Linked DNA regions of Mus musculus: region 2 is linked to region 1. A link is a contact called in ENCODE Hi-C or POLR2A ChIA-PET data. All regions are on one chromosome and are shown on one strand. Each heading gives the region's core, a stretch centred on a gene start or an enhancer-like site at or near the end of the contact. The rest is flanking DNA. Distances are from core to core; before and after follow the strand shown. Region 1 holds the start of Cited2 (Cbp/p300-interacting transactivator, with Glu/Asp-rich carboxy-terminal domain, 2). Region 2 overlaps Gm32543 (a long non-coding RNA gene).

Evidence for each region. Hi-C counts contacts between places; a loop is a spot of excess contacts on that map. ChIA-PET counts read pairs that join two places held with the same protein, here RNA polymerase II (POLR2A).
Region 2: a loop to region 1 is called in a map of mouse trophoblast stem cell, with 2.5 times the contacts of the local background. The contact joins the enhancer-like site here to the promoter of Cited2 in region 1. A Hi-C loop is called at or near these places in 13 of 37 maps with a recorded cell type or tissue (heart, left cerebral cortex, mouse embryonic stem cell and 2 more). POLR2A ChIA-PET finds 5 or more read pairs at or near these places in 4 of 5 experiments (Patski and embryonic stem cell).

The regions. Positions count from the first base shown.
Region 1 is chr10:17,721,197-17,725,809 of GRCm38, forward strand. Cited2 (Cbp/p300-interacting transactivator, with Glu/Asp-rich carboxy-terminal domain, 2) reads left to right here and starts at 2,032. Exons shown (of 2, transcript NM_010828.3): 1 at 2,032-2,263; 2 at 2,742-4,478. The coding sequence starts at 2,750. The coding sequence ends at 3,559.
Region 2 is chr10:17,572,538-17,577,150 of GRCm38, forward strand. The region is part of intron 3 of Gm32543 (a long non-coding RNA gene); the gene reads right to left. Among named protein-coding and RNA genes, the nearest start is that of Gm32656, 85 kb to the right of the region's middle. Within about 2 kb of position 2,519, at least 1 of the 3 ENCODE cell types and tissues checked has a DNase peak (open chromatin) inside an H3K27ac peak, as active enhancers do; it is heart, where a contact is called at or near this core.

The DNA of each region.
Region 1 (4,613 bases), core at 782-3,281:
TTTTGGAATGCAGGTTTTTGATAGGAAACGTCCCTTCTGATCTCCGTCAAAACCTCTTGGTTTTTTCAGCGTCATGTTCATGACATACAGGCCAAACTAGGAGTTGGACAAAAGAGAGAATTGTTAGAACTGAAAGCCATGTATCTCTTGCTCACTTCTCCAAAAAGTAAACATTCTTGAGGTTTCAAAATCATTTGCATACAGGGTTATAAATGCTTGACAGTCTGGAAAAAGGGTAGACAGGAAGAGAGAAGGTTTTGTTGTTTGGGGTGCTTGAAAAGGGACCAACTTGGGGAAGACATAGGAGTAATGCCAAAAAAAAAAAAATTACTGAATGGGGCAGGCAATGTATCAGAATTTCCAGTTCTCAAGAAATACAGGAGAGAGAGAGAGAGAGAGAGAGAGAGAGAGAGAGAGAGAGAGAGAGAGAGAGAGAGAGACTGTTAGCTAGAAGGGTGAAAAAGAAACGAGATGGGGGAGGGGTACTGGCTCTTTACAGCAGGAAGTCGTCCATGGACATCGAGTTATGAAGAAACAACCGTACTCAGAAGTCCTTATTCGGAGCGCTAAACTCGATTTCACCACTTAAAGAGAGAGATACACGCTCCAAACAGCCTCATCCTGGTGTAGGAAAAATAACTCGCAAAGCAAGAGAGCTAGGACTGGATAGTGGCCCAGACCAGTGTTAGGGGTTTTATTTGCAAGTCAATGAGCCAAATGGGCGATCGGGCTCGTTGTGCTTCGTTCTGCAAGCAAGGTTATTATTATCACCGCCTATTGCTCCACTGAACAATTTCACTGAAAAGGAAGACTAGTAGCCGTGTGTGCGCGCACTGTGCCATACAGGACGTGCTGCTACGTGCCCACTTCCAAAACGACTTTATTTACAAAGCGATTACCAAGCTATCTATCTGTTTTCCTTTTGCAGCAGCAGCAGCCTTACTCAGCCCTCGAATTTCTTAATTACAAACCCGTTTGCTTCTAAATCAACCCCAAACCGTCAGGCAAGAGCCCGGAGGGAGGCTGTGCAAGTTTGCACACACCCCCACCTCCTGGATCAAGGGCAACAGCAGAAGCAAGTAACTGTGTATGTGCAAAAAGGTGGATCTGGGGACGAGGATCGCTGAGTTTGTTTACAGAGCAGGGACGCCTCAGCTCGGATGCCAAAGCTACCAAGAGCTGCAAACGCAAACTTAGCAGAAGCACACGTACTCCCGGAGCGTGGAGCAGGCCGTAAAGTGCGGAGCGGATTCCAGAACCCCGGGAGTGGAGCCGCCCCGGCCTGTGAGCGCGCTCGGTCCACCTGCAGCCGCTGCCGCTCCCCGCCCCCAACCCCTGTCCTTGAAAAGAGTGGAGGTGCGGAGCGGGGGTGAGGGGTGGGGAGTTAAAGGGTGCATCCACACTAAGAAAAATACCTCAGTTAGGTGTACGTGCTGCCTGTATATAAAAAAAAACAAAACCACAAACACAAACACAAAGGCGCGGCTCAGGAAAGCGCGCTCAGAGGACAGGACACGATCGGCCCAGGGCTTTAAAAATCTAACTCGGGAAAGCATAGCCATTCTTCGTAGGTTGGGAAGAGTTTGGCACCTAAGAAAACTCTGCAGGGCAGGGAGGCTGAGCGAACCCCTTTTTCCTGTAGAGGGCAGGGCAGATCACTAGGTAAGCCGGGTGAGCGAGCTGGGGGTGGGGAGATCTAGCCAGAAGGAGGTGGGGAGTGCTCCTTGCTCCTCTCCTGTAGATGCTTCCGTGCACTGGGTGGCCGGGAGGACTAGCTCCGTGTCCCTGAGGTGGCAGGCACAACCTCGCCTTTGGGAGCCAGAAAGCCACTTCGGTCCGGAGACCTGCTGGGCGGCGCCGGGGCGCGCAGCCGCTGCGCACGTGCAGCGCGGACTCGCGGACGCGGCAGAGGACCCGATCCAGGGTGCTGATGTTCCGGGATCCGTGTGTTTGCGCTTGCCGCCGGGGAGGCTGTCGCTCCGCCCTTCCTGAGATCCTTATATTAACAGTGGCCAAAGCCCGGAGAAACACAGCTCATTGTTGGCAGCTGCCTGGCGGTCTTGCGGAGCGGCTAGGGCAGCGGAGGAAAAGAAAAGGGAACGGCTCGGAATTTGCTCCAGCGGCTGCTGCAAGACCTCGGCGCCAACCTCGCACCGGCGAGCGCCTCACAGCCCATCGGCTGTCCCTCTATGTGCTGCTGAGCCGGTCCTGGACTCGACGAGCCCGCCTTCGGTGTTCCGAGCAGAAATCGCAAAGACGGAAGGTGAGCGCGGCGGGCGAAGCTAGCCAGGGCTGCTGCCAGCCTAGTCCTCCGAGGGCAGGGCTGGCTCCGGGGACAAGCGTGAGGCGGAGCTGGGGAATAACAACAGGATGTGCAACCACAGGGTGAGGAGGGCTGATTGAATGCCTGAAGTTCGCGGCCCGGCTCCGGGGCACTTCCTTTATTAGGCCACTTCAGGGAACCCAGGGGGGTGTGGGCTCCGGTCCCCCTCCCCCCGCCACACTTTCCCGGATCCTAGGGGAAGGGGCAGGTCGCTCAGCGCCAGGCTGTGCGGGTCCGGCAGGCAGCAGGTCCGCCGAGGTAGCGAGCTCGGGTGCACGGGCTGCTGGTGGGCTCTCTCGGGGGTGGTGGTCTGCAGCTTGAGACGTGCTCGCGGGTACGGGGGGCTACAGAAGTGGGGTGCGCTCTGGTGGGCGACACGTGTGGCGCGGGTCTCAGCGTCTGCTCGTTTCGCTTTCAGGACTGGAAATGGCAGACCATATGATGGCCATGAACCACGGGCGCTTCCCCGACGGCACCAACGGGCTGCACCACCACCCTGCCCACCGCATGGGCATGGGGCAGTTCCCGAGCCCGCATCATCACCAGCAGCAGCAGCCCCAGCACGCCTTCAACGCCCTCATGGGCGAGCACATACACTACGGCGCGGGCAACATGAATGCCACGAGCGGCATCAGGCACGCCATGGGGCCGGGGACTGTGAACGGGGGGCACCCCCCGAGCGCTCTGGCCCCGGCCGCCAGGTTTAACAACTCCCAGTTCATGGGTCCCCCGGTGGCCAGCCAGGGAGGCTCCCTGCCGGCCAGCATGCAGCTGCAGAAGCTCAACAACCAGTATTTCAACCATCACCCCTACCCCCACAACCACTACATGCCGGATTTGCACCCCACTGCAGGCCACCAGATGAACGGGACAAACCAGCACTTCCGAGATTGCAACCCCAAGCACAGCGGAGGCAGCAGCACCCCTGGCGGTGCGGGTGGCAGCGGCACCCCCGGCGGCTCCGGCGGCACCTCGGGCGGCGCGGGTGGCAGCAGCGCGGGCGGCAGCGGCGGTGGCAGCACCATGCCCGCCTCGGTGGCTCACGTCCCCGCGGCAATGCTGCCGCCCAATGTCATAGACACTGATTTCATCGACGAGGAAGTGCTTATGTCCTTAGTGATAGAAATGGGTTTGGACCGCATCAAGGAGCTGCCCGAACTCTGGCTGGGCCAAAATGAGTTTGATTTTATGACGGACTTCGTGTGCAAGCAGCAGCCCAGCAGAGTCAGCTGTTGACTCGGTTAACCTCGCAGGCGGAAAGAAATCACCCTCCCCACCCCACCCCCACCCCCAACTTCTTCGGTGTGAATTAAAAAAAAAACAAAAAAACAAACATTCCCTTAGACGCAGTATCTCGCTTTTCAGATCCTGAAAGGGTTGAGAACCTGGAAACAAAGTAAACTATAAACTTGTACAAATTGGTTTAAAAAAAAAAAAGATTGCTGCCACTTTTTCCTATTCTTGTTTCGTTTTTTGTAGCCTTGACATTCACCTCCCTTATGTAGTTGAAATATCTAGCTAACTTGGTCTTTTTTGTTGTTTGTTTTTACTCCTTTATTTCCTCACTTTCTCCCGTGCTCAACTGTTAGATATTAAGCTTGGCAAACTGCTTAATCTTGTGGATTTTGTAGATGGTTTCAAATGACTGCGCTGCGTTCAGATTCATGAGTGAAAGGAAACATTGCATTTGTTGGCTGCATGATCTTTGAAGGGCAGATATTACTGCACAAACTGCCATCTCGCTTCATTTTTTTTAACTATGCATTCGAGTACAGACTTAAGTTTTCAAATATGCTAAACTGGAAGATTAAACATGTGGGCCAAACCGTTCTGGATCAGGAAAAGTCATACCGTTCACTTTCAAGTTGGCTGTCTCCCCTCCCCCATATGTACAGACAATAATAGGGTGTGGAATGTCGTCAGTGGCAAACATTTCACAGATTTTTATTTTGTTTCTGTCTTCAACATTTTTGACACTGTGCTAATAGTTATATTCAGTACATGAAAAGATACTACTGTGTTGAAAGCTTTTTAGGAAATTTTGACAGTATTTTTGTACAAAACATTTTTTTGAGAAAATACTTGTTAATTTATTCTATTTTAATTTGCCAATGTCAATAAAAAGTTAAGAAATAAACTTGTTTTCTAAAAGTCAGTCATTTGGGGGGGGTTGTCTTTACATTCCACTTGTTATTGCGAGTAAGCTTTCAAAGGATAATAAGTTTCAGGACACTAAAACAGGTCACCGTGAGCTTAAGGGAAAGCAGGATTTAGGATAATTGACATAATG
Region 2 (4,613 bases), core at 1,269-3,768, 150 kb before region 1:
AAACAGGTGAAGGAATTGAACAAAACCATCCAAGATCTAAAAATGGAAAAAGAAACAATAAAGAAATCACAAAGAGAGACAACCCTGGAATTAGAAAACCTAGGAAAGAGATCAGGACTCATAGATGAAAGCATCACCAACAGAATACAAGAGATAGAAGAGACAACCTCAGGTACAGAAGAGATCATAGAAAATATTGACACAACAGTCAAAGAGAATGCAAAACACAAAGCAACCAACCCAAAGCATCGAAGAAATCCAGGATACAATGAGAAGACCAAGCCTAAGGATAATAGGTATAGAAGAGAAAGAAGATTCCCAACTTAAAGGACAAGTAAATACCTTCAACAAAATTATAGAAGAAAACTTCCCTAGCCTAAAGAAAGAGATGACCATGAATGTACAAGAAACCTACAGAACTCCAAACAGACTGGACCAGGAAAAAAATTCCTCCCATCACATAGTAAACAAAACACCAAATGCACTAAACCAATAAAGAATATTAAAGGCAGTAGGGGGAAAAGGTCAAGTAACATATGAAGGCAGACCTACCAGAATTATACCAGACTTCTCAACAAAGACTATGAAAGCTAGAAGATCTTGGGCAGTTGTCATACAGACCATGAGAGAACACAAACACCAGCCCAGGCTACTATAACCAGCAAAACTCTCAATTACCATAGACGGAGAAAACAAGATATTCCATGACAAAACCAAATTTACACAATATCTATCCACAAATCCAGCCCTACAAAGGATAATAGATGGAAAACTCCAACACAAGGAGGGAAACTATACCCTACAAAAAGCAAGAAATCTTTCAACAAACCCAAAAGAAGATAGCCACACAAACATAATTCCACCTCTAACAACAAAAATAACAGAAAGCAACAATCACTATTCCTTAATATCTCCGAACATAAATGGACTTGATTTCCCAATAAAATGACATAAACTAACACTGGATACTGCAGAGAACCAAATAATCCTATCAAAAAGTTAAGAACAGAGCTAAACAGAGAATTCTCAACTGAGGAAACTTGAATGGCCGAGAAGCACCTAAAGAAATGTTGAACATCCTTAGTCATCAGGGAAATGCAAATCAAAACAACCCTAAGATTTCACCTCACACCAGTCAGAATGGCTAAGATAAAAAACTCAGGTGACAGCAGATGCTGGTGAAGATATAGAGAAAGAGGAACACTCCTCCATTGCTGGTGGCCTTGCAAGCTGGTACAACCACTCTGGAAATCAGTCTGGTTGTTCTTTAGAAAATTGGACATAGTACTACCTGAGAACCCAACTATACCACTCCTGGGCATATACCCAGAAGATGCTCTAACATGTAATAAGGACACATGCTCTACTATGTTCATAGAAGTCTTATTTATTATAGCCAGAAGGTAGAAACAACCCAGATGTCCCTCAACAGAGGAATGGATACAGAAAATGTGGTACATTTACACAATGGAGTTCTACTCAGCTATTAAAAACAATGCCTTCAAGAAATTCAAAGGCAAACGGATTGATCTAGAAAATATCATCCTGAGTGAGGTAACTCAATCACAAAAGAACCCACGTGTAAATACAGGGATAAAGAGTGGAACAGAGACTGAAGGAAAGGACATCTAGAGACTGCCCCACCTGGGGATCAATCCCACATGCAGATAGCAAACCTAGACGTTATTGCTGATTCCAAGAAGAGCTTGCTGACAGGAGCCTGATACAGCTGTCTCCTGAGAGGCTCTGCCAGATCCTGAACAATACAGATTTGGATGCTCTCAGTCAACCATTGGACTGAGCACAGGGACCCCAGTGGAGCAGATAGGAGAACGACTGAAGGAGCTGAAGGGGCCTTATCTGGCATCAATGGGAGGGGAGGCCCTTGGTCCTGTGAAGGCTTGATGCCCCGGTGTGGAGGAATGCTAGGGCAGTGAGGTGGGTGTAGGTGCACGGGTGAAGGAGCACCCTCATAGAAGCAGGGTAAGGGGCAATGGGATGGGGGATTTGCAGAGGGGAAACCGAGAAAGGGGATAACATTTGAAATGTAAACAAATAAAATATCCAATAAAAATGATTTTGCTGCTTATTTTTTAAATTGTAATCCAATTACATTTCTCCTTTCCCTTTCCTTCTTCAGAACTTTCCCATCTCCTCCTCCTCCAGATTCATGGCCTTTTATTTCATTAGTTGATACTGTGTGCAGCTATAGATAATCTTTTTCTGCAAAGAGTGTGAAGCTTAGGACTTCTCAAAGCATGTGTAGAGCTGGGGTAGTTTGATCCCCCCACCCCCACCCCCGCAGCAACCCGTACAAAACAACCACCACCAAACCAAACAAACAAAGAACTGTTAGCATTTCCATGGCTTCAACTAGACCACGGAAGTGGAAGAGAAAAGGACCATGCAGAAAGTGACACAACTGGATTTCTGACTGATAAGGGGGTTAGAGTGCTCTACAGAGCAGCAAAACAGATTCCAGGCTGGTCTTCAATGTCCTGGTCTTTCACAGGCTCTCTGACCTCTGTTTACCAGAAGGCTTCCACGGTCGTTTTCCTCACCCACCCCCATTTCCTGTATTAGGAGGTGTTGGGCCTGGCCTATGCAACAGCAATCTACAGCAGTCAGAAACCAGAGGTTTTCCTGGTTCTCTGGACAGTTGCTCATCACTAAGCAGGAAACAAGTTGGGGAGGGCCACAAGACTCTTGGTGTCTGGCTCTGAGGAGGTACAGATGAAGATGTGATACCAGAGAGAATGAGGGGCTACAGAGAAAAGGACAAAAAAGTAGCCATCTGGGGAGGAAGTTAGGAAGTCAGAGCTAGATGGAAAGCTGCAAAGAAACTTCTCGAATCCCTGGTGTGTGAGTTGTGAAGGAGAGAGGAGCAGATCTCCAGTCAGAATGGGGTTAGAATGGCAAGATCCTCCATTGTCTACCCAAGGAAAACGATGGCAGCGAAGCAGAAGTTTTTCTTAGGATTCAGTGTCTCTGTCTCTTCCTCCCTGTGGTTTCACTGGGCTATGAAGACGCAGTCTGGGCGTGACCTGACACTCACTGGAACGCAGCTTTCCCTGGACACACCAATCTGCCCATCCCAGGACACCTAGGGACAAAGAACAGGGAAATGTACAACCCTTAGGGTTGCTTGTGAGCTTGAAGAAAGGGGTGGGGAGAGAGAGGGTTGCAAAAGGAGCAATCAACGACATAAGAGAGGGAGTATGGAAGGAACAGAAGTGTTCAATCCAACATGCATGTCTCTTAGGTTTATTGGATGGGTTTAATCTCACGGTCTGCTATAAGCAAATTGAAACCTGATCCTAAATTCATTCCAATAAGACCATAATTTAAAGGGCATAAAGTTCTGCTCAGAAAAAGGCTTCCCTTCAGCCTTCTTTTCACTCCCACATTTACTTCTCGGGCTTAGACAAAGGCTTTGTGCTTTAACTCTCCTGCACAGTGGAGACAGAGTATCTGTGTTGATAATGACTCAGCACAAGGGCTCTTGAGTCTTTCCCCCACTACTTTCAGAAGAAACAGGGCTGGATTGCTTAATTGTTCCTTCCTGAACTGTAGAAGAAAAGGACTCAGGACTCAGGAGTCAGAAGGGCAAGATTAGAGCCTTGACAGATACAGAGAAAATGGTTTTCGCTAAGATAAACAAGGATTTTTACCATCAAAATAGGAAATCCTTCAAAGCACTATGGTGCTTAGTCGCCAGTCAGTTAAAACAGCAAAGGAAGGGAAAGAGTGGGAGAGAGTTAATCTATATCCAGAATTCTTAATTAGATGGTTAAAAGCAAAACAAAACAAAGAGAAAAATAGCCTTAGCAGCCAAGCCTGTGTGTTCAAGTTGAGCAAGGAAAAAGGACTTTGAACTGAAGTTGCAGGCACCAGCATACCACCCTAAGCCAGTGCACTCTTGATAGAAGCAGCTAGCCACTATTCTGGAAACTTCCTTCCCTGCTGAGAATCTATTAACAATTTTATCTTCTCCAAACTCAAAGCCAATTTTGTAAATAAATGGAAAACTTTTTAAGACAAATAATGCTTAATCATTTGTAAATTGTACAATGGCCCTGATTTACAAAAGATCTCCTCTCTAATGAATAATCCAGGGGAGTCTAGACTCACCCCTACAGGAAAAGCCTGTTTTCCTTTCACCCACATTTCCTCTCTCACAAACACCAAAAATGCTTCCCAGACTAACTTTAACTAGACTTGCTAGATACCAGAGAGAGAACACCCAGAGATAGCCTATGCAATTTTACTGATAATTGGGTAGAATAAGGAAAAAGAAATCAACATATTTAAGTATTATATAATGAAGAGGGGGTTGAGATATGAAGGTGGTCACCTATAGGCTCCTGACTGGAATACAAACCTTTCTGTACCTATCATGTGTCTCTCTCAAAGTACATTTTCATTTGTAATTAAAATCCACCGTGATTCACACCCTTGGTTGGTTTGAACTCTGTTTCTGTTTTCATCTTCAACTGAAAGTTAACTGGGTGTTGATTACTTGTTGAATAGACTCCACCTCAGCAAGCATTGTGAAGCTGCAGCTCAGAATGCTCACTCCAGGGCCTAGCACTGCTCAGATGCCATCTACGGTC